2 separate regions of the Homo sapiens genome follow, and region 1 is linked to region 2. Evidence: chromatin loops called from intact Hi-C (ENCODE). Cell type or tissue: Caco-2. All regions are shown on one strand. Links, peaks and the distances in the headings refer to the core of each region. The heading gives the core; the rest is flanking DNA. Region 1 holds the start of LOC105370327 (a long non-coding RNA gene). Region 2 overlaps FARP1 (FERM, ARH/RhoGEF and pleckstrin domain protein 1).

Evidence for each region. A loop is a pair of places that touch in the nucleus more often than their neighbours do. Peaks named below come from ENCODE experiments on the same cell type or tissue, not always from the same donor. Only the 100,000 strongest peaks of a DNase experiment are listed, where the experiment ranks them.
Region 1: it touches region 2 in a loop (4-fold over the local background); 2 of 110 quality-filtered maps call a loop at or near these places.

The regions. Positions count from the first base shown.
Region 1 is chr13:98,321,441-98,332,964 of GRCh38, reverse strand. All of the region lies in intron 2 of FARP1 (FERM, ARH/RhoGEF and pleckstrin domain protein 1), which reads right to left. It overlaps LOC105370327 (a long non-coding RNA gene), which reads right to left and starts at 4,759. Exons shown (of 3, transcript XR_931667.3): 1 at 4,641-4,759; 2 at 4,158-4,429; 3 at 1-194. In Caco-2, for the core only: no CTCF peak of the experiment used is centred there; a DNase peak (open chromatin) is centred at 4,834.
Region 2 is chr13:98,267,442-98,278,965 of GRCh38, reverse strand. All of the region lies in intron 2 of FARP1 (FERM, ARH/RhoGEF and pleckstrin domain protein 1), which reads right to left. Among named protein-coding and RNA genes, the nearest start is that of MIR3170, 65 kb to the right of the region's middle. In Caco-2, for the core only: no CTCF peak of the experiment used is centred there; DNase peaks (open chromatin) are centred at 5,615 and 6,225.

The sequences.
Region 1 (11,524 bases), core at 1,740-9,739, 54 kb before region 2:
CAAAACTATTATTCCAAAGGAAGGCGGAAAGTAGAAATTGTGTTGAACTTAGTCCCGTGACTCAGCAGAAAGGTGAAGACTTTGTAAAACAAAGCCACCAATGACACCTGTGGTTCCCATTGTCATCTTCCATCATATGCAGGCGAAGTTCTTCAACCTTGTCTCTGAAGCACAGCTTTTCCCCAAGAACCGATCTTAACGTGAATGAAAAATTATTCTGTTTACAGACACTTTCTACAGAAACTACTTTTTTAACATTTTTTTCAAATAGTCAGTTGGGAGAATGGGAAGATTTTCTTACCCCTTAGAAGGAGACTTTAATGTTTTTATGCAAAAGGCTTTTAAACTGAAAATCCATGCATCAAACTGAAGTATGAAAACACAGCTTTCCGGATCCTTTAAGAATTCTTAGCTCTTTAGTTTCCAGAAAACTTCCCAAACATTTTTACTTTTCATTCTTTTTTTAAAATGTACTTTTCAGGTTTAATATTCTGTTAACCACGGGAGTGAGTGGGGGTGGGGGTGAGCTTCAGCTCCAGCTTTGTGTTCTGCAAAGAGGTCAGAGTTCTAACCAGATACTTGGTATTTATTCTCCTTTGAAAAGCTGGAAAGCTCAGATTAATATGGAAAAGAACTTTACAAACAGGTATATAACAAAAGTACAATCATATCCAACAGACACAGAAAGGAGAATGGTGGTTGTAGGGCTGGGGGTGGAGGAAGGGGAGAGGGGAGTGGGGAGTTAGTGTTTAATGGGGACAGAGTTTCAGTTTGGGAAGATGAAAAAGTTCTGGAGACATGGGGATGGCTGAGCAACAACATAAACATACTTAATACCACTGAACTGTACACTTAGAATGGTTAAAATGGTAAAGTTATGTTACGTATATTTTACCACAATTAAAAAATGGGGAAAAAAGCATATCCGAAAATACTGACAATCTACAAAATGGACTGGTAAACTGGGTGGGTGTGGGGAGGGTAGAAAAAGTCAAGCACTATAAAAAGTATTTTCATTATAAAGATGGAAGGAAAACTAACTTTGATGTCATTTTCAACAGATGAAGCTATTACTATTAGGCGCAAAACTGTGGGAGATATTTGGGAACAGCATAGAATAGGGGAAGGCAGGGGTTCTAGGCTCATCACGTCAACACTTTGAAGCTGGCTTGCCACTTACTAGCTGTGGGGCTCAGGCAGGTCTCCTGGCCTGCCTGGACACTGGCTTTCCCATCTGAACAATGGAATGATGACGTCCGATAAAGGAGTGGTTGTGAGAGTTAAATGAAGGAAATATACATAAAGTGCTAAGCACCAGTGCCATCATCCAGCAGGGATTCAAGAAGTCAGTTACCCACCTTGCTTCATTTTTAGTTGAAATATGTTGTGTTATTTTCAACGTTTGGTAGCTATGAAAATTCCACCTTCAGTATTTTTAAACCTCACCGTACTTTAATCACTATAAAATAAAACTTAAACTTCCCCTCATATTTCACTATCTTCTGATGAGCAGCTGGGGAATGAGACACTGACTAGAAGAGGAAAAAGGTGGGAAATGGGGTCTCTATGATCCACAAATGAGGAAACGACTAAGAAACAAAAAATGATATGGGTTCACTACGGATGGCAGTCTCTTCCCACTGAAAGCTTGCTAGAGTAGGACAAAATACGAACACATAGATTCTCGATTTAGGAAAAAGAAACTTACAAATAAGCATATAACAAAAGTATACATAAAGCATATCCAACAATGCTGACAGTCTAGAAGGACTAAAAGATTATGAATTACTAAGCACATTTTTTAAAAATATGAGTATCAGACAACCAGTTTCCTTAGGTGTTAATAAACCACAGTTCTGGGAAATAAGATGCTTCTGCTTTGTTTACAACACAGATTCTGTAAGCTCCGTCAAATGCAATAGAAAGGGATGCTGATCGATGGCCAGGATTTAATTAAAGAACTAATTCCAACTGATGATAGCAGTGATTCCAAGGGCACTCTGGAAATGAGGCTTGCCTGAAAACTTCTAAGCACTCATGTCCTCTGGCCCCAAACCTAGAGAGCCTCACATGCCTAAATGTTCCTGCAATGACTCTACTGCACATACACACTCATACATCTGTGGACACTCATGACACTCAGGAACTGGGATACCACGCAGCTTAATGACATTCTTTACCTTCTGTGAGTACCTTAATTTTTTTTTTTTGAGATGGAGTCTCACTCTGTTGCCCAAGCTGGAGTGCAGTGGCGTGATCTTGGCGCACTGCAACCTCCGCCTCCCAGGTTCAAGTGATTCTCCTGCCTCAGCCTCTCGAGTAGCTGGGATTACAGGCGCCTGCCACCACGCCCAGCTAATTTTTGTATTCTTAGTAGAGACGGGGTTTCACCATGTTGGTCAGGCTGGTCTCGAACTCCTGACTTCAGGTGATCCACCTGCCTCGGCCTCCCAAAGTGCTGGGAGTGAGCCACCATGCCCGGTAGATGAAATATTTTTTCTGACAATTTCCTTGAATTTCTCTGCCTGCATTTAACCTCTGTCACTTATGATTACTATCTGACTTATCACATAAACAATTTCCAAATAGCTTCTCAAGTCAGCTTTATCAGAAACAATCATCTTCTACTTTAAATCAGACATGTCACTCCCCTACTCAAAATGTTTTTCACTCAGAGTAAAGGCCACAGTCCTCACAATGGAAAAAAGGGTCCCCAGTGATCTGCCCCACCCCTGTCACCTACCTGAGCTCATATCCAAATGTCCTCCCTCTGGCTCACTCCTCTCCAGCCAGGCCAGCTGTTCTCTAGCACACGAGGCACACACCCACCTCCAGGCCTTTGCACAGGCTGGAACACTCTGTCCCCAGAAATCTTTGTGGCTAATTCCCTCACCTCTTTCTTCGCTTTGCTCACGTCAGGCTTTCAAAAGTGCCGACCCTGACTACCCTATTCAAAATTACAATTTGCCCCACACCTCCATCCCTGATTCTGCTCTATTTCTTTTTATTTTTCACTTTTACATACCACTTTCTACACACAAAAGACAACATCTTCTTCTAACGCTCCTTACACACTGCCGTCTTTCTCTGCTGGAAGGCACACTCCCTCAGGATATGGATCTTGTTTTGTTCACGAGAACAGCATGATGCATAGTAGATGCTCATAAAGATTTGCTGAATGAATAAAATAATTTTAAAACCATAATTCCCATGGAGAGACCATAATAATACAGTCTTTAACAAAAACAACTATAAGCTGGGGTCAAGAGTCTAAAGCCAACTAGGGAAAATATATATATATTTGAGACAGAGTCTTGCTCTGTTGCCCAGGATGGAGTGCAGTGGTACCATCTCGGCTCACTGCAACCTCTGCCTCCCAGGTCCAAGTGATTCTCCTGTCTCAACCTCCCAAGTAGCTGGGATTACAGGTGCACGCCAGCACGGTCGGCTAATTTTTGTATTTTTAGTAGAGATGGGGTTTCGCCATGTTGATCAGGCTGGTCTTGAACTCCTGACCTCAAGTGATCCATCCGCCTTGGCCTCCCAAAGTGCTGGGATTACAGGCGTGAGCCACCACACCTGGCCAAGAATATATTTTTTTATTTCAAGAAATTGTTGCTCAAAGAGATGCTGTCTGCAAAAAGCCATAAATGCTGACCATTAACAAAAGGCCAACTATATGAAAAAAGCTTAAAAGAAACAGAGAAAATAGAAGATGACATTCTTTCGATAGGGAAACATGTTAACTTCTACAACAATGCACAACAAAACTAGTCATGTGACGGTCACACAGGAAAAGAAATACCTAGGCGAAGTTTAAACTTGCAGAATGAACGTGTCACATCACAAGCTGTGATAGGCAGCGCAGCGTTTCTACAATACCCCGCAGGCGGCTTTTAAGAAAAAATTAAATATATGACTCCATCGATGTGTTGAGTTTTTCCAGATTCAGTGCTCTTGGAGTACAGGAGGCCCCTCCCTTATCGTCAGTCTTGCTTTCTCTGGTTTCAGTTACCCTTCGTCAATTTTAAATAGAAAATTTTAAATGGAAAATTTCAGAAATAATCCCTAAGTTTTGAATTTCCCGCTGTTCTGAGTAGTGAGGAAATCTCTCGCCGTCCTCTCTGTCCCACCCTGGACATAACTTCTCCCTTTACCCAGCAGATCCAGGCTGTCCGTGCTCAAGGGCCACCTCGGTGAGCAGATCAGCTTTCGAGATAAGCAGTGCTTGTGTTCAAGTCTCCCTGAATTTACTTCCTAATGGTCCCAAACAGTAGTGATGCTGGCAACTGGGGTATGTCAAAGCGAAGCCTTAGAGTGCTTCTTTTAAGTGAAAAGGCCAAAGGTTCTTGACTTAATGAGGAAAGAAAAAGAGTCATGTGCTGAGGTTGCTAAGATCTGCAGTAAGAATAATCTTCCGTCTGGGAAACTGTGAAGAAGGAAAAAGAAATTAATAATACTTTCGCCATCGCACCTCAAGCTGCAGAAGTTACAGCCACAGTGTGTGATAAGTGCTTAGTTAAGATGGAAAGGGCTTTATACTTGTTGAAGGCATGAACAAGAAGAAAGAAAAATAAAATCCTAAGGCTCTCAACCCACAGAACAGACCCTCCTCTTGGCCAAGGGGACCCCAGAGTAACCTTAAAGCTGGGTCTGTGGCTGTGAGGGGATGGGAGGTCTGATGAGCCTGGTTACACCCCCATCCTTGCTTGCTAAAGGCCACAGGCTTTCTTCCCTAAGGGCTGAACAAAAGCCAGTTCTTTCCAAAGATTCCACCTAGGACTTAACCAACAGACTGACACCACCCCTCCCTTTTGTGATGTCAATGAAACAACAAACCAGCATTCCACCAGCCTGTGGGGGCTGTGCAGTGAGGGCCTGCGTGTCCTCAGCTTCAGCTTAACACATTAGAGTCCAGAAAACTCTGCCCTTGGATCATGCTAACACTGCCATGTTTTGAACATGGGACCGTGAATCTCAATCGCGTGCGCATGGTTCTCGTTTCATGAATATTCATGACTCCCCCATAGCTTATTGAATATGCCTATTACCCACCCCATTCAGCATAAATTGTTGTCTTATTCTTCCCCTCTGAAGTGTCTGTTTCTGGCTTCTGACCAGAAGCTATGCTTCCTAGCCTGTCAGAATGCCCGCTTTGCAGGCTGCGACCCTTTATGAGAAACAAAAAGCTCCTTTCCAAATTTACAAACTGTCTCATCCTTCAGCTGACAACAGAAACGTGTCCAGAGTGACAGCAATCAGGTCTGGTACTATCCATGGCTTCAGGCATCCACTGGGGTCTTGGAATGTATCCCCCATGGACAAGAGGGAAAGACTTTATCAGAAACTTCAGTTCCCTTTAAACTGGCTCACCAGTTAACTTTGTTGCTCTCAATGTGATTGTTTTAAAATCTGGCCAAGAGAAGGAAGCCTGAGATTTAGCACATTCCATTGTTAACTCACACTGGTTTTGAGTTTTTTGCTCAGTTTAAGTCCCTTGTTATGAAGCCTTATCTTAAAGTAAACCATCCTAACAAGCACCGTTTTAATGATAATTCCCTTTTATGTAGGTATCATCACTGCAAAAGTTAGCTGTTTGAAAATTGAAGGCAAATGTAAGATATATACTAAGAAACATGGGTTTCGATGACACATTTTAAAAAAAATCCTGTGAAATTATAAACTAAATTTAGTGACATGGGCAGCCTACAGTGACCTAATACCAGCACTGACATAAAAGCCGTATTGGAAAACAGAGAGAGGTTTCTGAAAAAGCAATGCAAGCAATAAGAGCCATCTTTAAAAACAAATATTTTTTAATACTTCTATGATTTGACAGCATTCGAAATGTGAATCTACAGTGGTGACCTACAGCAAAGAATTTACACAAATGAAAATGGAGTGTGTCTCCTTCCATAGAGAGTTAAGGTTATTCAGAGCGACAGTATTCTACCAATTGCGTGTACTCATTAAATGCATTTGGCCCACATTTATAAACAATAACATGAGTGCTCAAAACAAATCAAATTAAAATACCAAAGGACAATAAGCACATTTTTAAAACAGATCTGTCATCTGTCAAAAATTATACATGCCCTAAAAGAAGATGAGTTCAGAGGTTTGCCTAGGAATTGGACAGTTGAGACTCAATTCTAGCTGACACAGGCAGCAAAATGATCTAGTTTTAAAAGCTTAGATCTGCCTTCACCATCTAACTCCTCAACTACGTGAGATGACTTTAACATATTCTAAAGAATTATGCCAACAGAAAAGTTTATTGGAGCTGCATATCCTAGTGGGCACGTACCAGGTACTCTATTTTATAAAAACCACTGTGAAAATTACATATTGTTCTCTCCTCCTGAAAGGCATGATTAGTCCCAATTGTAGTGAATCAGGAGAGGAGATGCAGGAACCAGCACGTGTGGAAAAGAAATCAGGCAACAGATTCGCAGAAACAGAAAACAAAATGGTGCTTACCAGGGGCCAAGGGAGGGGGAAATGGGAAGTTGTTGAGTGGGAATAGGGTTTCAGATTGCAGGATGAAAAAGTTCTGGACCTCTGTTTCACAGCAATGTGAAAATACGAAAAGCTACTGAACTGTATGCTTAAAAACGATGAAGGTGGTAAATTTTATGTAGGTGGGTTTTTTTAACTAAAACAAGAAAAGAAAGCATTAAGGCTAAATCTCCAAGTCTGAGCCTGTGAAAAAGAATGTTTCCAGAACGATATTATAGGCCAGGCTGGTTTATTAATTGCTTGGAAGACAAACACAAAAGCAGAAACAAAACACTATAGACAGGCAACACACCTGCAACTGATTGTCCTTTTGCATATGTTTATTCATTACCAAGCAGACGAAGCCATTTGTGTCTTTATGTTTGATTTTCATTCATTTTTCAAAGCAGTCAGCTATTGAGGGATTGCCCAATAGAAAAATTTCAGAAGCATTTATTATATCATTAACAGCTCCATTTTCACTCAATGTCCCTCTAAGCCTGTCAGGGAGACCTATGAAGAGAAGCTATAAAACAAGCTTTGTTTTCTCTGCTAAAATGCCCTGTGGCTGTTGCGGAGTCTTGGGAACACAGTGCGGCTTTCAGGCCCTGGTTGTTTCAGGTTTTGTTTTGTTTTAAACAAGAGATATAACTCTCACCAGCATGCTGCATTTTACCAAATCCTCAGCCACAAAGACTTTCTTATGACAACTCCATGCAGATCAAACTGGACAAGCTACAAATATTATGACAAATATTCTTGAGGAAACCTGAGTATGTGTTGGAGAAGTATGTGCCTCTCTGATTTCTCAATGCCTTCTGTCACGGCTGTGTAATCTAGAATTTAGGAACCTGATTCTGGGTTCCAGTACAAGGTAGATTAGCAAGACAGGGAAGATCAGCATTTCTCCTGGATTTCAGTTTGTAACTCTCAACCCAGACATTACCATTGGTTCACCAGTGAAGAACTGGAACAGTGCTGGTGAGATGGTTTACTCCTTAAATCATCAGCCTAACCTAAATTTAATCAGCAAGCTGGGGCGTCAGGTGGGAGCCTTCACTTTCAGCAGTGTCGTACAGATGATAGAGTACCAGAAACAGAACATATGAGATAGAGAGCCGTGACAAAGACAAAAAAAGAAAAGGAAAACACAACAGTTTTATTAACCAAGTTAGTAATCACTTGAGTGTAAAGATGAATCCAATAATGTAAAAAATAGAAGCACTGTTTTCAATACTCATGGAAAGATAGGCTGTTGAAACATAGAAACAAAATAATTTCTTCTATTCCAACATCAAATGCATAAACCATATTTTTCAGGGTTTATTTCCACAAGTCTTCCTTACGGACTACTTACCAGTCAGTCTGGGAAGTCTTCATTATTATCCCATAGTTCATGACAGAGTGTTCTGAAGTGCTTCTACAGTATCTATTTCACATTCTCTATCCAATTTGGCCAAGAAATTTCAACTACTGTGTTAAGGCCTCAAAAAACAGAGCATTAAGGCATGGCCAACAAACAGAATCCCTCAATGCCCACCATAAATAATAGTTCGGAAGGCAGCCATGGGCCATGAAGGCCAATAGGTCAGAAGCCATAGGTCAGAAGGTCTTCGCTGTGTGGCTCAAGTCAGAAATGCAGCAGCCAAAGACCCCTGGAATGGGGGCTTCAGCTCATCAGGGCCTGATGCTTCCAAGAGTCTTTACTAGCACAAACGGGAAAGGGAAAAGGAGAGGAATTTGAAAAGAGAATGGTTGTGAAGGCAGAGGCTGCCAAGGACGCTCAGAAACACACACCAGGGGTAGGTGGTCAACACATTTTGATCACAGAAAATAGACCAGTGAGTACATCGCCTTTTTTTTCTGAAAATAGTAAACCATTTTTTTTCTTCTGAAGACATTAGAAAAAGAGCTAAGGGCATCCTTTCAAAAAGTAAACTCTTTCCAGAAAATATCAAATCATGATTCCAACACGCTCTTTAGACTGAACTGATGGATCATCAATTTCAGCTTCATAACAACTTGCAGACAGTTACGAATTAAATGTGAAAACACTGAATGCCAAGGTTACCCAATACAAAATAGATCTTACACAAAAAGCAGTGGGCGCAGCAGGAACCGTGTTTCGCTTTTCCATACTGCCAAAATACACAAGCTGGAGTAGACACGCCAAGATTTCCTCATGAAAATGAGGCTTCCTTCATGAAACACTGGGTGATAAAGGATGAGAGTAACTTGACCTTTGTTTTTCTTTCCAAGCCACAAATGAAAACACAAAGAAAATCAAGAGCCACCTGAAATTTAGAAAACATTTCACAGCCACCATTATACATAACTTCAATGTACGCATGAAATAAAGGACTATCTTAACTCTTTAATGAAACTTTACGAGGAAATTTTCCTAGTGCATTTAATATATTAATCAAGTAATAAAATCCTTCATGTGCAACTCCTCAGACATAGTTCAAGTTGTGATGAAACTCAAAATGTGTATTAGTTATAAATATAAAAATGACTAAATTCAATTCTGGTTCTTGAGTACTTAATTGCTCGGAAGTTAGCTTCCTCATATAGGCTTTAAAAAAATTGTTGACACTCAACAGGAAGACAAAATTATGGGGCTTGAATTCTGGAAAGGAAGAGACATTTTCCTCTAAAGGCTGAATAAAGTTAACTGCAAATAGTATGCAAGAATTGGAGATTTTTTTCTTATCAAGTAGCAAAATAAACTAGATATCTACTTTTTGTTTTTACAATCTGTCTTTCTGCTCTCCTTTAAAAGTAAAAAGTTAATGACCAGAGATGTGCCAATTAGAGAAACCTTAAAAGGTGGCCTTCAAGAATTTTCCTTTAAAATAGAAAAACTTGGAAGGAACAGAATACAAATAGATCAAAACAGGTATGTAATATTTTCATGTGTTAGGAGCAGGCTAAAAATATTTAACAGACATAAATTCAGTGTATTTATTATTGATCTTATAATAATAATGGAAGCCTCAAATGGAAAAAAAAAATACTTCTACTGTAAACAACCACATCTCCGAAGCCAGCAGGAAACTCATTAGAAAAAAAAAAAAAAGCCATGTGAATTTCTCATTACAGAGACCACTTGAACCATATTTTAAATAAAATCGAGTTGCCTTTCTGATTCCACTACCTGGGCACACCTGCTTAAATATATTAATGAAACTGTGGCAACAAATCTAAAATTTTATTATAAAATATGTGCATGACAACTGCTCCTAACTCACAACCAAAAAACCAACTCCCTTTTAAAAGTGTTAAAATAATATATTGATCATTTTAAGGATTGTAAGCAACAAATCCTTTCACCACGGATCATTAAACATGAGATAAATATCCCCATTTCTATAATGCATGTAATTTTAAGTAATGTTTAATGTTAGTAGCCACTATTACATCCTGCAATTGTGTAGTGCCAGCAACCATATATCTAATATTACTGTTTTTTCAAACATGAGCTTATTCACAACCATAAACTCTTCCTATTACGAATGCAAATATTTTCCTCCCTCTCCCATGACAAATAGCTATTCTGCCAAAAGGTCTGGAGAAACAAATTTCTAGGCAAATCATCTGTGTGTGGCTGACATGCATGTATGCGTGGTATATACGGTATGTGTGTGCCCGTGTTTTCAGTTGGTTGGGTTTCGGCTGCCTTTGTGCAAGATGGTTATTATAACCGTGAAATTTAAAATCTGAAATGCACAGTACCAGAAAGTCCTCGGCTGAGCTGTGATTCTTGGATAATTCCCGGGGAACAGCCTCTACTCAGTGCCTTCTTCCTATCACACAAGAGTTTTCCTTCTGTTTCCAATAAGGAGCATGTAAGCTCCGGGTCTTGGTCGCATGGCAGTCAGAACTGTACTCGGCTAAGGAGCACTGACGGCTAAGGAGCACTGACAAGTGAGAGGGATGATGGTGCAGCATGGTGGCTCTTGCAAGCAAGATGAACTGCAGTCCAAATCCCAGTGCTCCCAGAAGCATGTGGATTTGGGCTGGAGCTAGGCTGGTGTTCACCCTGGAAGTGGCATCATGTCACTAACAATCCTTCACATTGCCAGTATTTTTCCTGGAGTGCCTTTCAGGTGGTGCTGACTCTCTCCTAAGTCCTATGCCAGGCACATTTTTTTGTTTGTTTGTTTTTGAGACGGAGTTTCACTCTTGTCACCCAAGCTAGAGTGCAATGGTGCAATCTCCACTCACTGCAACCTCTGCCTCCCAGGTTCAAGTGATTCTCCTGTCTCAGCCTCCGGAGTAGCTGGGATTACAGGCACCTGCCACCATGACCCACTCATTTTTATATTTTTAGTAGAGACAGGGTTTCACCACATTGGCCAGGCTGGTCTCGAATTCCTGACCTCAGGTGATCCGCCAGCCTCGGCCTTCCAGAGTGCTGGGACTAAAGGCGTGAGCCACCGCTCCTGGCCCTGTGCTAGGTACTTTTCAATCAAACAATACCCATTTTAACCCTCACAGAAACCCCACCAGGAAGTACTGGAGGAAGAAACTGAAGAGCAGGGAAGGTTGATAACTGCCCCAGCTATTACGTGGCAGATCTAAGATTTCAACTCAAGTTTGCTCAAATCCAAAGCCCAGGCTGGAAGGTGGTGACATCAAATTCTCTCAGATGATTAATATTATCAAACATTTTTCTATTCCATAAAATTTCCAAATAACAATGCTCAAAGAGCTATGGTTTTCTTTTAATGACTAAGTAGCTAAAATACAAAAGTCATATGAGGCCAAGAGGCTTCCCTTAACTGATTTCACAGAAGAAGCACCCGTTTAGCACGCACAGGTAATTTGTCACAGAGCCTTCTGTCTCTGCCTCCATATTAAAGTGTTTCTTTTCTGCAATGGCATCAGGTCATCATCCCCCTGGAATGTCTTCTGGTATTGCTACTTTGGCCATAAATCTAGCAGTCTATCTGTCACTTAAAGAGCATGACATACCACAACCCTGGATAATCAGATGGTGATTTTTGTCCTTTCCCTGAAGCTG
Region 2 (11,524 bases), core at 2,072-10,071:
TAGTCCCAGCTACTCAGGAGGCTGAGGCAGGAGAATGGCATGAACCCGGGAGGCGGAGGTTGCAGTGAGCCGAGATCGCACCACTGCACTCCAGCCTGGGCAACAGAGGGAGACTCTGTCTCAAAATAAATAAATAAATAAATAACATTAAAATGATAAGAAAAACAATGCAGCCTCGTCACAGCAGGTATCAAAACACCTTCATAAGTGTTCATAATTAATATTAATAAATTTATGACATAGTCCATGAAACCACAAGGTAGAAATGTAGAAGTGAAGAAGTGAAAAATCTACCATTTTCCCAGCTAGCAGGTCTTATGGGTCTTTACACAGGTTTACTGATGAGTAGTGGTTATTATGCCAATCAATATACACTCCGAACCAGAAAACGAAGGATGTTCTCCAGGGAGGACACAGACAACACTCAGACACAGCTCTGGATCTCAACCCTGTTTGCACATTAGGGTCATCTGGTGAGTTACACAACACACTCACTCACACACTTGCAACACTGTCTCACACACATTCTCACACATATACACAATGCTCACACAAGCACACTCACACACATATGCAACGTGCACACAAACACGCACTTAAACACAATATACTCTCGCATTCACACTCACACACATATACACACACTTGCAGTATACTCTCACACACACACACATACATACACACATTCACAAAATATACACATACACACACAACACACACATACAACATGTTCTCACACATACACTCACACACAACACAAAGACACACAGAACATACACACACACACACACACTCACTCACTCATACACACACCCTGGATATTAAAGTCTCACTGTGGACCGGTAGAAGAAAACACAGCTCTTTTGAATAGTCACAGTAATACTTCCCCTTAAGCTCCATTTAAAACAATAGCTTGTTAAATAACAGATCACCAGATTTTGACCATTTAAAACAATAGCTTGTTAAATAACAGATCACCAGATTTTGACCATTTAAAACAATAGCTTGTTAAATAACAGATCACCAGATTTTGACCCTCGCTGCACAATAGAATCACCTGGAAAGCTTTTCAGAAATAACAATGCCTAGGCCCCCGCCCAACCAATTGAATCAGAATTTCTGGGGGGTGGAAGTTGAGCATCCATGTTTTCCAAGAGATTTCTAGATGATTCTAATAGGCAGCTGGCATGAAGAACCAGTGCTCTCAATGAACTGAATACCATGTTTCTTGAGAACCTGAAACAGGCGCCGCATGCATAAAACAAGCCCAGGGAACTGAGACTCACTCGGCTGACTCTAAACAGTGCTCTGCCACTAGCACAGGACTCCACCCTCAAGGTGGCGTCCCCGAAGGTCTCCCAGAAGGCCTCACCCCTTTCCCAGCGCCACCACCCATACCTCCTCAGAGGAAGTCTCAGCACTGAAAAACGGCTTGTTGAATAAGCAGAACCAATTATGTGGACATGGATCATCTCTTTGTAGATGTTAATTAATATATTTCTTTCTAAAGCCAGGCATGGTATAAAACCAGCACTTTGGGAGGCTGAGGCAGGAGGATCACCTAAGGCCAGGAGTTCAAGACCAACCTGGGCAACAAAGCAAGATCCTGTTTCTACAGAAAATATATAAATAAATAAAAATAAAAATTAGCCAGGCAAGGTGGTGTGTGTCTGCAGTCCCAGCTACACGCGAGGCCATGGCCAGAGGACCACTTGAGCCCAGGAGTTCAAAGTTACAGTGAGCTATGACCACACATGCCACTGCACTCCAGCCTGGGTGACAGAGCCACTCCCTGCTTCTAATATATACATATGGGGTGTGTGTGTGTGTGTGTGTGTGTGTGTGTGTGTGTGTGTATTTTTCTAGAGCAGATCCAAGAGCTCAGACATGTTCTGGGATCATATTCTGATTTGATCTAACAAACATTTTGAACAAAACGAATACTTGTGTTTGAAATGTTGACATTTTCATATCAATCACCTTTTGCAATCAAAACAAAATATCAAGCAATCTTTAAGAACAGAATAGCAAATAATCCTGTATATGAACAGCTATTGTGGTCTTCCCCTTTTTACCTTCCTCCCACCCCACCCATGCCCCCTTGCTGGGTCACACACCCAGTGTGGGTGGCAGGGGTGGAGGACTCCTCGCATTGCCTGTGAGAGGTATCATTCTGGTCTTGGGGAAAGCAATGGATATTCTACATCCTATGCAATTATATTATGGTTCATTTATTCTTCCTAGGAACCTAACTTCTATTTAAACCATCGCACTCTGATGGGAAAATTCCATCTTTGGAACTTTTGAATACCAAGAAGATGACTTACTTTGGTTCTTTTGTAAACAAAATCCAAACGTAAAAACAATATAATAATAAAGATGCTTTTAAGCAAGAAAAAAAGTTATCCACATCCCCTCTACCCTAACCCAATTATTTTTACATTTGTTTAGCTCCTCTCTTTTGTCTGTACCAGTACAAAATCATCACATAGCTTTTGTAATCAAGTCTTACCTATAATCTTGTGTTTTGCTTTTTTTCAACTGTTATGCCATAATATTATGAATCAACAACTCCATAAACAGGGCAGAGTAGACCATATTGCCCAAAAGGGAATTCTTGCTCTGTCTCATTGGTTATATATAAATCCTAAACCCCAGGCAAAATTAGCAGGCTCTGGTGCTTCTAAATATCTTTTTCAGAGACTCTACAACACTCAATAATTGAGAAATGGGTCTTGTTCTTAGCATCTTGCTTCCTCATTTCATCAATTACATCAATAGAGGGAAGGCTAGCCTTCAGCTATGCTTAATTCCTCTGGGGACAGGCCATGAGCCCTCAGGGATAGCCAGGCCAGCCATCCTGTGAGCCTCTCAGAATGAACATGCAGAGATGTCAACATGAAACAAGGCAGAATTCCATCTGCCTGTATGCCTCAGAAAAAGGAAGAAGGGATTTCCATGATCACTTAGGACTTTCCATAATGACATCCATCATACCCCCGCCGACCTTTGTCAGTTTCACACACAGATCATAATTTTTCCAGTCTTAATGAAAACACTTCAAAAATGCATTAAGAAATCAATGCATGAAAAGAATATTTTATGATTCTCAACTATGTTTAAATGTTACACAAATCATGCTGCTGCCAGCCCAGAAAGTGACCAGGAGGTCACAAGTCAACCATTAATCAGTAAAGGTTTATTCTCTTCTCATGCCTGAAATTGCTTAGCCACCAATGTCAACCACTCACCAGGAAAGTGGGACATTTTATATACTAACTAATTGTCACAATCGTTCAGCTCAGTCTTTCAGAGATGCAAAAAAAAAAAAAAAAAAGAGAGAAAGAGAAAAGAAGTGGGGGGACCATTTCCTTTCAAACTCTAACAATGTTAGGAATTACTCTATTCTGCCAATCTCCTCCCTAGAAGCTTGTCAGATTTTGCCTTTAGGAAAACACAATTAAACCTATTAAAAATTCATAAAATATTTTAAAATATTTACCAAATCATTACCTAACTTCAACAATCATCAACTCATGGCCAATCCTGTTTCACCTACATATATATATATGAATATATATAAAAATATATAAATATTATCTCTCTCTCTCTCTCTCTCTCTCTCTCTCCTTACCCACATTCACTGCCACCTATTCTATGTGGAAGCAAATCTCTGACATCATGTATTCCATGCATAAATAGCTCAGTGTGTCAAATCTACTTTTGAAAAGGAATCTGAATTCATCTGTTCGTGTTTACGATATTCTGTAACATTAGAGTTTAAGTTAAGGCATTAACTTATTACAGAATCACATACAGAAAACCAAAGTGAAATCACAGCCTCAGACCTCTCACAGATATCATGTTACTTTCAAAAGATATCTGTCAGATAAATGCAGTCCTGTATCACAAGATAATTCACTGACTCACTCAAGGATGGCAAGATGAATACAGTATTGCATGGCTGAAGAACACTTTTTAATACAATCATATTACTTTAGGAACAAACAGATAGTGTTATAGCCAAGCATCTATTATCTGACCTAAATTAAAACCTTGAGAATAAAGTGATCTGATCTGAATACAAAATTTACCTGATGTCCAGATAAAACCCTAACATATTAAAGGAGGTTTTCACTTACTTGAAGGATACTGGTACCAGCTTTTAATATGTGAGATTTTTGATGGTCACCAACTTGGGAGCTGGTTAGTAATCGTTTACTAGTGTTTTATGTTTAGACTGAAATCCTCTCAATGGGACCATCCGGTCACTTTGATTTTAGGAAGTCTGCTGGGGAGGATTTCAGAAAGTAAATTATTAGGTTGGAGCAAAAGTAATTGCAGTTTTTTCCATTAAAAGGCTGCTGTTTATCTCATTGTTTACTTTTAGGGGAGGAGTTTGCCTAAAAGCTCAGGTTTCAAACTTTCAATCCCTGATTTTTGCTGTGTTAAAAAAAAAACTATTATCGTAGAAATATTAGGTTGGTGCAAAAGTAATTGCAGTTGTTGCCATTAATCAATGAAATAAACGGCAACCTTCCTTCCTCCCTCAGTCTCTTCTGCCCCAGGGAAATCTGAACTCAGTAAGGAGCCTGTGAAACTCAGCATTTCAGACAAAGAGAAACCGGAGGAGCCCCACGCTGCCCCGCGCTGCCTTTTCTAAACCAAGCATGGCCCTGTGCGCCAACAAAGCCTCCAGGGAATCTCTCTGTATAACCTGGGGATATCTCGTGCTCTTCTTGATCATTTTTCAAATCTTTTCACTTTTTTCCTCTAACAATCACACAGACAAAATAACCAGGCCTACAGGTACATCTGAATAGGGACAAAGTATGACGAGAAAAGCAATCCTAGATTAAAAAAGCAATCTCTGTATGCTGGTGGAGAGGGTGGTTGCCCTGAAAAGTCTGTCCCCTCAGAAGCAACCACAGTCAACAGCCAGACCTAGCAAACTCCATTTCTTCCTCCCTACCCAGGTCAAACCATGGTGTTGTCATTTTTAAACAAAAACTGATTATAAGTGGCTAAGTCTGTCATTGACCGCCATCATTCTCACACTTCCTTTTGTGGGGGAAAGAAGATGAGCTTTGTTATGAGGCAAACCTAGGTTCAAATCCCTGCTCTGCTGGGCCCGCTACTGTGTGACCTTGAACTTCTTGGAGGTCTCCCTGGAGGCCCTCACAGAGCTTAGTTCATTGTGGGCTCTGACCTTCTATTTCTCTACACACAAAATAGCATTTGCTGCTTCACACGAGCTATGTTATCAACAGAATATGATTTTCATCACTGTTACTTCAACAAACGCTTACTGAATGCCCACTGTGCCAGATGCTTCCGTGGACAAGAAGTTAGAGAGATGAGGCCCCAGGCCTTGCACAGCTCATTTCAGTGTAAACTAAAAAGAAATTCCTAAGCCCTCCACCAACTGAACAAACGCCTCTTGGCTAACGGGACCTCAGAAGAACCTTAAGAACTGAATTCCTGGCCAGGATGGGAAGGGAGGTTAGACATACCTCGTTACATCCCCTCCCTTTTGGAGTTTAGGCACAACTGACCAGCATTAATGTTAAACTAGAGATCATAAGATTCGCAAAACAGACTCTTTGTGACAGCAAGACATCAAAGGACCTAAGGCCAAACAGACAAGGATTAAGTCCCACATCCCTACAGGTGACTCTGACCCAGTATCTTGGTTAACAGACGTCCTTATCTTAAACATTCCTTTCTGCTGACTCCACATTTTTAGACAAAGCTTTACTCTTTTAACCAATGACACATTGAAGAATCTCTGAATCCACCTATAAGCCCCTGCCTCAAGATATCCCACCTTTTCAGGGCAAACCAACGCATACTAACCTTGTATTGATTCATGTCTTCACCTGCACTCCTGTCTCCCTGAAATATACAAAACCAAACTGTAACCCAACCACCTTGGGCGCACTTTCTCAGGACCTCTTCAGACTACGTTTCCCAGTCTCTCATACTCGCTCAGAATATACCTCTTTAGAATATTTTATGGAGTCTGGTTTTTCCATTAACACAAGTGTGGCCAGGGCCCTTCTAGCTTTTGACAAAATTGAACATACTTGTTTTGGGTGCCCATTAAGAGTTCAGAATAGTTCAGCCAGTGTCTTCTTTCTGCCCCATGGCCCCACTCTGAGCCCAATCCTTATAATCCTCACTAATCATCTCTGAAATGTGAGCTGATAGGAGCTCAAGCCAGGGTAGCAACCATGGCAACCAGCCCTCCTGACAGAAGACATCACTAATCTCTGACACCCCCTTTGATCCTCAATTCAAACTCCCAATCTTTCAGGACAAGATACTCCAGGCAGCCACTACCAACTGATTTTAGAGCTGGCAAAACTGCAACCAAACAAGTGACATTTTCCCCACATATCTGCACGTTAATATTGAGCCCCTAGTGACTTAAACAGAAGGATCCCTTAAGCTCCTAAACACAAAGGACAAGGAAGTCAGAGGGAAAACAGAAGGGTATGCATTTCACGAACGGGTTCCCAAATTAAAATTTCCTCCTTATCTTTTACTGAAGATTATTCTCTATCATAATGACTGTTGGGCTTTCCATTAGCGTGCAAAAGGGCTATTTTGAGGTACTTAAAAAATATGTATTTTGGCCAGGAGAGGTGGCTCACACCTGTAATCCCAGCACTTTGGGAGGGTGAGGTGGGCGGATCACCTGAGCTCAGGAGTTCAAGGCAAGCCTGGCCAACATGGTGAAACTCCATCTCTACTAAAAATACAAAAACTAGACTGGCGTGGTGGGAGGCGCCTATAATCCCAGGTACTTGGGAGGCTGAGGCAGGAGAATCACTTGAACCCAGGAGGTACAGGTTGCAGTGAGCCAAGATCGCACCACTGCACTCTAGCCTGGGAGACAGAGCGAGACTACACCTCAAAAAGAAAAAGAAAAAAAAATGTATTTTGAGACAGTATGGCGATTCCTCAAGGATCTAGAACTAGAAATACCATTTGACCCAGCAATTCCATTACTGGGTATAAACCCAAAGGATTATAAATCATTCTATGATAAGGAAGCATGCACACGTACATTTATTGCAGCACTATTTACAATAGCAAAGATTTGGAAGCAACCCAAATCAGTGATATACTGATATACAGTCTATCAAATCAGTGATAGATTAGATAAAGAAAATGTGGCACATATACACCATAAATACTATGCAGCCTTAAAAGAGAATGAGTTCATGCCCTTTGCAGGGACATGGATGAAGCTGGAAACCATCATTCTCAGCAAACTAACACAGGAACAGAAAACCAAACACCACACGTTCTCACTCATAAGTGGGAGCTGAACAATGAGAACACATGGACCCAGGGAGGGGAATATCACATACTGGGGCCTGTCGAGGGGTGGGGAGAAAGGGCAGGGACAGCATTAGGACAAATACCTAATGCATGTGGGGCTTAAAACCTAGATGACGGGTTGATGGGTGCAGCAAACCACCATGGCACATGTATACCTATGTAACAAACCTGCACGTTCTACACATGTATCCCAGAACTTAAAGTAAAATTTAAAAATATATATATGTATACTTGTCAGTACTGTCAATGTAAGAGGAGATAAGACTCACCACCGTTAAGAGGAGCATTTAGCAAATGACGCCAAGTGGGTCCTTGGAAAAAAGTCGTCACCGTGTGCTGGTTTGTAGATGTGTTCTCTCTTCCAAACTCTAGATTTCATTAGGGCAGATTCTCGGCCTAATTTGTTGAGTTGTTTCTCAACAACTAGCGTAGTGTCTAAGCCAGAGCAGACTCTCAGGTGTTTATGAATGAAGGAAACAGTTCTTTCATTTCCTTGAATAATCCTAAGTAGGCTGCTTTCAGCTCTTCTGTCATCCTGACTTGGGAAATTATTGAGACATCAGCAAAATGTATAATCGTCTTCATGAAAAGAGAGCTCACACAACTGCAATTCGCCTCGTCTTACATCATGATTTCTGATTCAGAGGACAGCAATGTAAAACCGTGAAGAAACGATGGCTCAGAGGGTGGCATCTAGACTCGTACCCTGGCCTGCCCTCGGGGCCCCTGCTCTCTGCAGTATACCACACCATCTCTGTACACTGCCTTGCGTGAATGTTCCATTTAGAAGAGAAGAGAGAAAAGAAAAAAATTAAAAGATATACATGCTTAGTTTCCCAATTTCTAAGTTGTCCCAATTCTCAGGCTAAGAAATCTGTTCTCATGACATAAAGTTAGCCATGTGCAGGATGAGTTAACTGATCTAGATCATGAAAATATTCACCATCCTGCATTGCTCCTCAACAAGTTTCAGTCAGGCTATCATGAAGCTGGTATCTGCAAACTCATCGGTTTCCTGCACACAGAGGAACTCTCAAGGTGCCAGGAGCTACCTCATTTCTAGGAAGGGAGCTGCGTCCTCAGGATGAGCATTCAACAAAATGAATTCTCCCAAGGAAGATACGCTGAGGCATTGTAAGTCATGAATAGTTTAAAAACCAGGACCCTACAATGCCCATGTCCACATTTAAAACCAGATGTGCAATCTTACATGTTCATATAAAGAATTTAGAGCACCGAGAGCTCTTGGAAAATAAGCACAAAACCCTTTTGACGGATATACTACTTGTATATTACTGAGGATGTGTGAACAGCTCAATCTTCATTCAACTGTCATAGAGACCAAGGATGGACCTTGACCAAATGAGAAGGGATGGGCTTAACACATGTTCTTCTATGGTCAAATGTGCAAGAAAGCACCACTGGAAAATCACCTAAATTTACCCAAGAAAAACAATTTTCTTGGTATTCAAGATAAACATAAAGCCAATTTTATGTACTGCATTTCTCCTTCTATAAAATTACCTATTCTCAAAAGCCTTTCAGTTAGATTCAGTGATCTCAGCTCACTGCAACCTCCGCCTCTCAGGTTCAAGTGATTCTCTGGCCTCAGCCTCCCAAGTAGTTGGGACTACAGGCGTGCACTACCAAGCCCGGCTAATTTTGTATTTTTAGTAGAGACATGTTGCTCAGGCCCGTCTCAAACTCCTGAACTCAAAGTGATCCACCCACCTCGGCCTTCCAAAGTGCTGGAATTACAGGCGTGAGCCACTGGGCCCAGCCCATGGTAAGTCTTAAATAAATAACAACTGAATTTTATTCTTACCTGAACCAACATCTTCGCTGACACCCCCCGACCACTCACTCAGGCAATATAGTCCCAGTAGTTAAGAAAAATAGTAACAAATTAAATTTTCTCTTCCCCAACCCCTTCCTTGACAAACAACAAGGTCAAGAATGAGCAGTCACTGAAAGCTAAATATTATGTTGACCCAAGAGTGGGACAAGGTTCAGTGTTTCTGGGCCTGACAGGCCCCTCATGAGCCTCATGTCCTCATTTGCCAAAAGCAAATAGAAATATCTGCCCCATCAATTTCATAGGGCTGCTGTGGATGAGTCTGTTGAGATGCCAAATGGCTTAGAACACAGTACACGAATGTAAGCACTAGTAACTAGAATCATCTTGGCGGGGAGGGCCTCAAAATCTGAACTTAATGAACAGAAATGACCACTCAATTCAAGCTCATTTTCCTGCTAAAAGAATCCATGAAGATTTTGTTTATACTTAAGTTATCCACTTAACTACTTTTATCCTTTTTCACAGATAATGAAAGAGCATCAAAAAGCAGCTCATGACATTCACCTAGAAAGATCACCATTAGAACTGCAGGGAGATATATTTAGATGAGGTTGACTGACTGAGGGAAGGTAGGGTAGAAACAAGCATATCAAGGGTCAGGGCAGTTCATTTTACCATAATTTTAATATTAAAACAAAGCCAGTAAATTACCAATATTTATTAAATACTATAGCTGCACAATAAAGCCATCCACAGAGTCCCTTAACTCAGCTACCAGAAGGGAGAGGCTGGGCATGATGGCTCATGCCTGTAATCCCAGAACTTTGGGAGGCCAAGGCAGGAGTATCCCTTGAGCCCAGGAGTTCAAGACCAGCCTGGGGAATATGGCGAAACCTCGTTTCTACAAATAAAAATAAAAATAAAAAAATAAAAATAAATAAAAATTAGCCGAGCGTGGTGGCACATACCTGTAGTCTCAGCTACTTGGGAAGCTGTATACACACACACACACACACACACACACACACACACACACACAAAGAAGGGAAAGGCCAGATGCAGTAGCTCACACCTGTAATCCCAGCACTTTGGCAAGCCAAGGCAAGAGGATCACTTGAGGTCAGAAGTTCGAGACCATCCTGGCCAACATGATGAAACCCTGTCTCTACTAAAAATACAAAAATTAGCCGGGCGTGTTGGTGGGCGCCTGTAATCCCAGGTACTCAGGAGGCTGACGCAGGAGAATCATTTGAACCCAGGAGGTGGAGGTTGCAGTGAGCTGAGATCGCGCCACTGCACTCCAGCCTGGGTGACAGAGCGAGACTCCATCTCAAAAAATAAAAGAGAAGGGAGAAACAGAATCTTTAGTCAGCGTAGATGTGCTTTGGGGAGTGGGAAGAGGTTTCTGCTGGCCAGTATCTCTTCCTGCTGACCCAACCCCATGGCCTTATCTTCAGCTGAATCCTCCATACATGCAAACCTATTTATTCCAGGCAACGGCAACCTTTTTCTGCAAAGGGCCAGACAGCACAAATTTCAGCTTTGTGGTCCACTTGGTCTTGACTCTGCTGCTGTGGCACAAGAGCCCCCACAGGCAACCCCAAAACAAATGGGCAGGACTTTAGTCAATAAAATTTCATCTCTGGACACTGAAATGTGAATTTCATGTCATTTTCACATGTCCCCAAAATAGCCTTCTTTTTCCATCTTCAACCAGTTAAAAATGTAAATGGATACAGAGTTTCCGTTCTGCAGCGTGAAAAAGTTCTGGAGGTCGAACAATGTGCCTGTATGTAATGCTGCCCAACTGAGCCCTTGCAAATGGTGAAGATGATAAATTGTATGTTATGTGTACTCTACCACAATTTTAGAAGATTTTTTTAAGTATCCGTGTCTGGCCTTGAAGCTGTAGCTTTGCTGCCCCTGAGGGAGCCCCACCTTCCAATTTCATTTTGAAACAGGATATGAGGTGTACTGCAGGTTAACCAAAAGTGAGTAGACAGCAGTCAGACATCACTGGACAAGGCCCAGGATCAGAGGCCCCAGGAACCCAGCACGTCCTGCAGTCCTCGGTGGGAAGGCAAAGGCCTGAGGTCCGCGGCTGCGCCTGCAGGGTGAGGGGACATACACTGTCTGGATTCCCGTCGTGTTTCTGTTGACCTTGCCTGAAGGCTTCTGAACTGTGAGGCACATCCCTTCAGCTTGTGTGGACCTACGGGGCTGGAACATTTTCCAATAAGGATATAGAAACTGGATTTGAGAAGGATCCACGGGCCTCATCAGCAGCCCTCCATAGGCCGAGAGTCCAACCTTGGGAAGGATATGGGGGGGTGGGAGCGTCTGCAACCCCCAACCACAGCAGCAGACCAGCAGAAA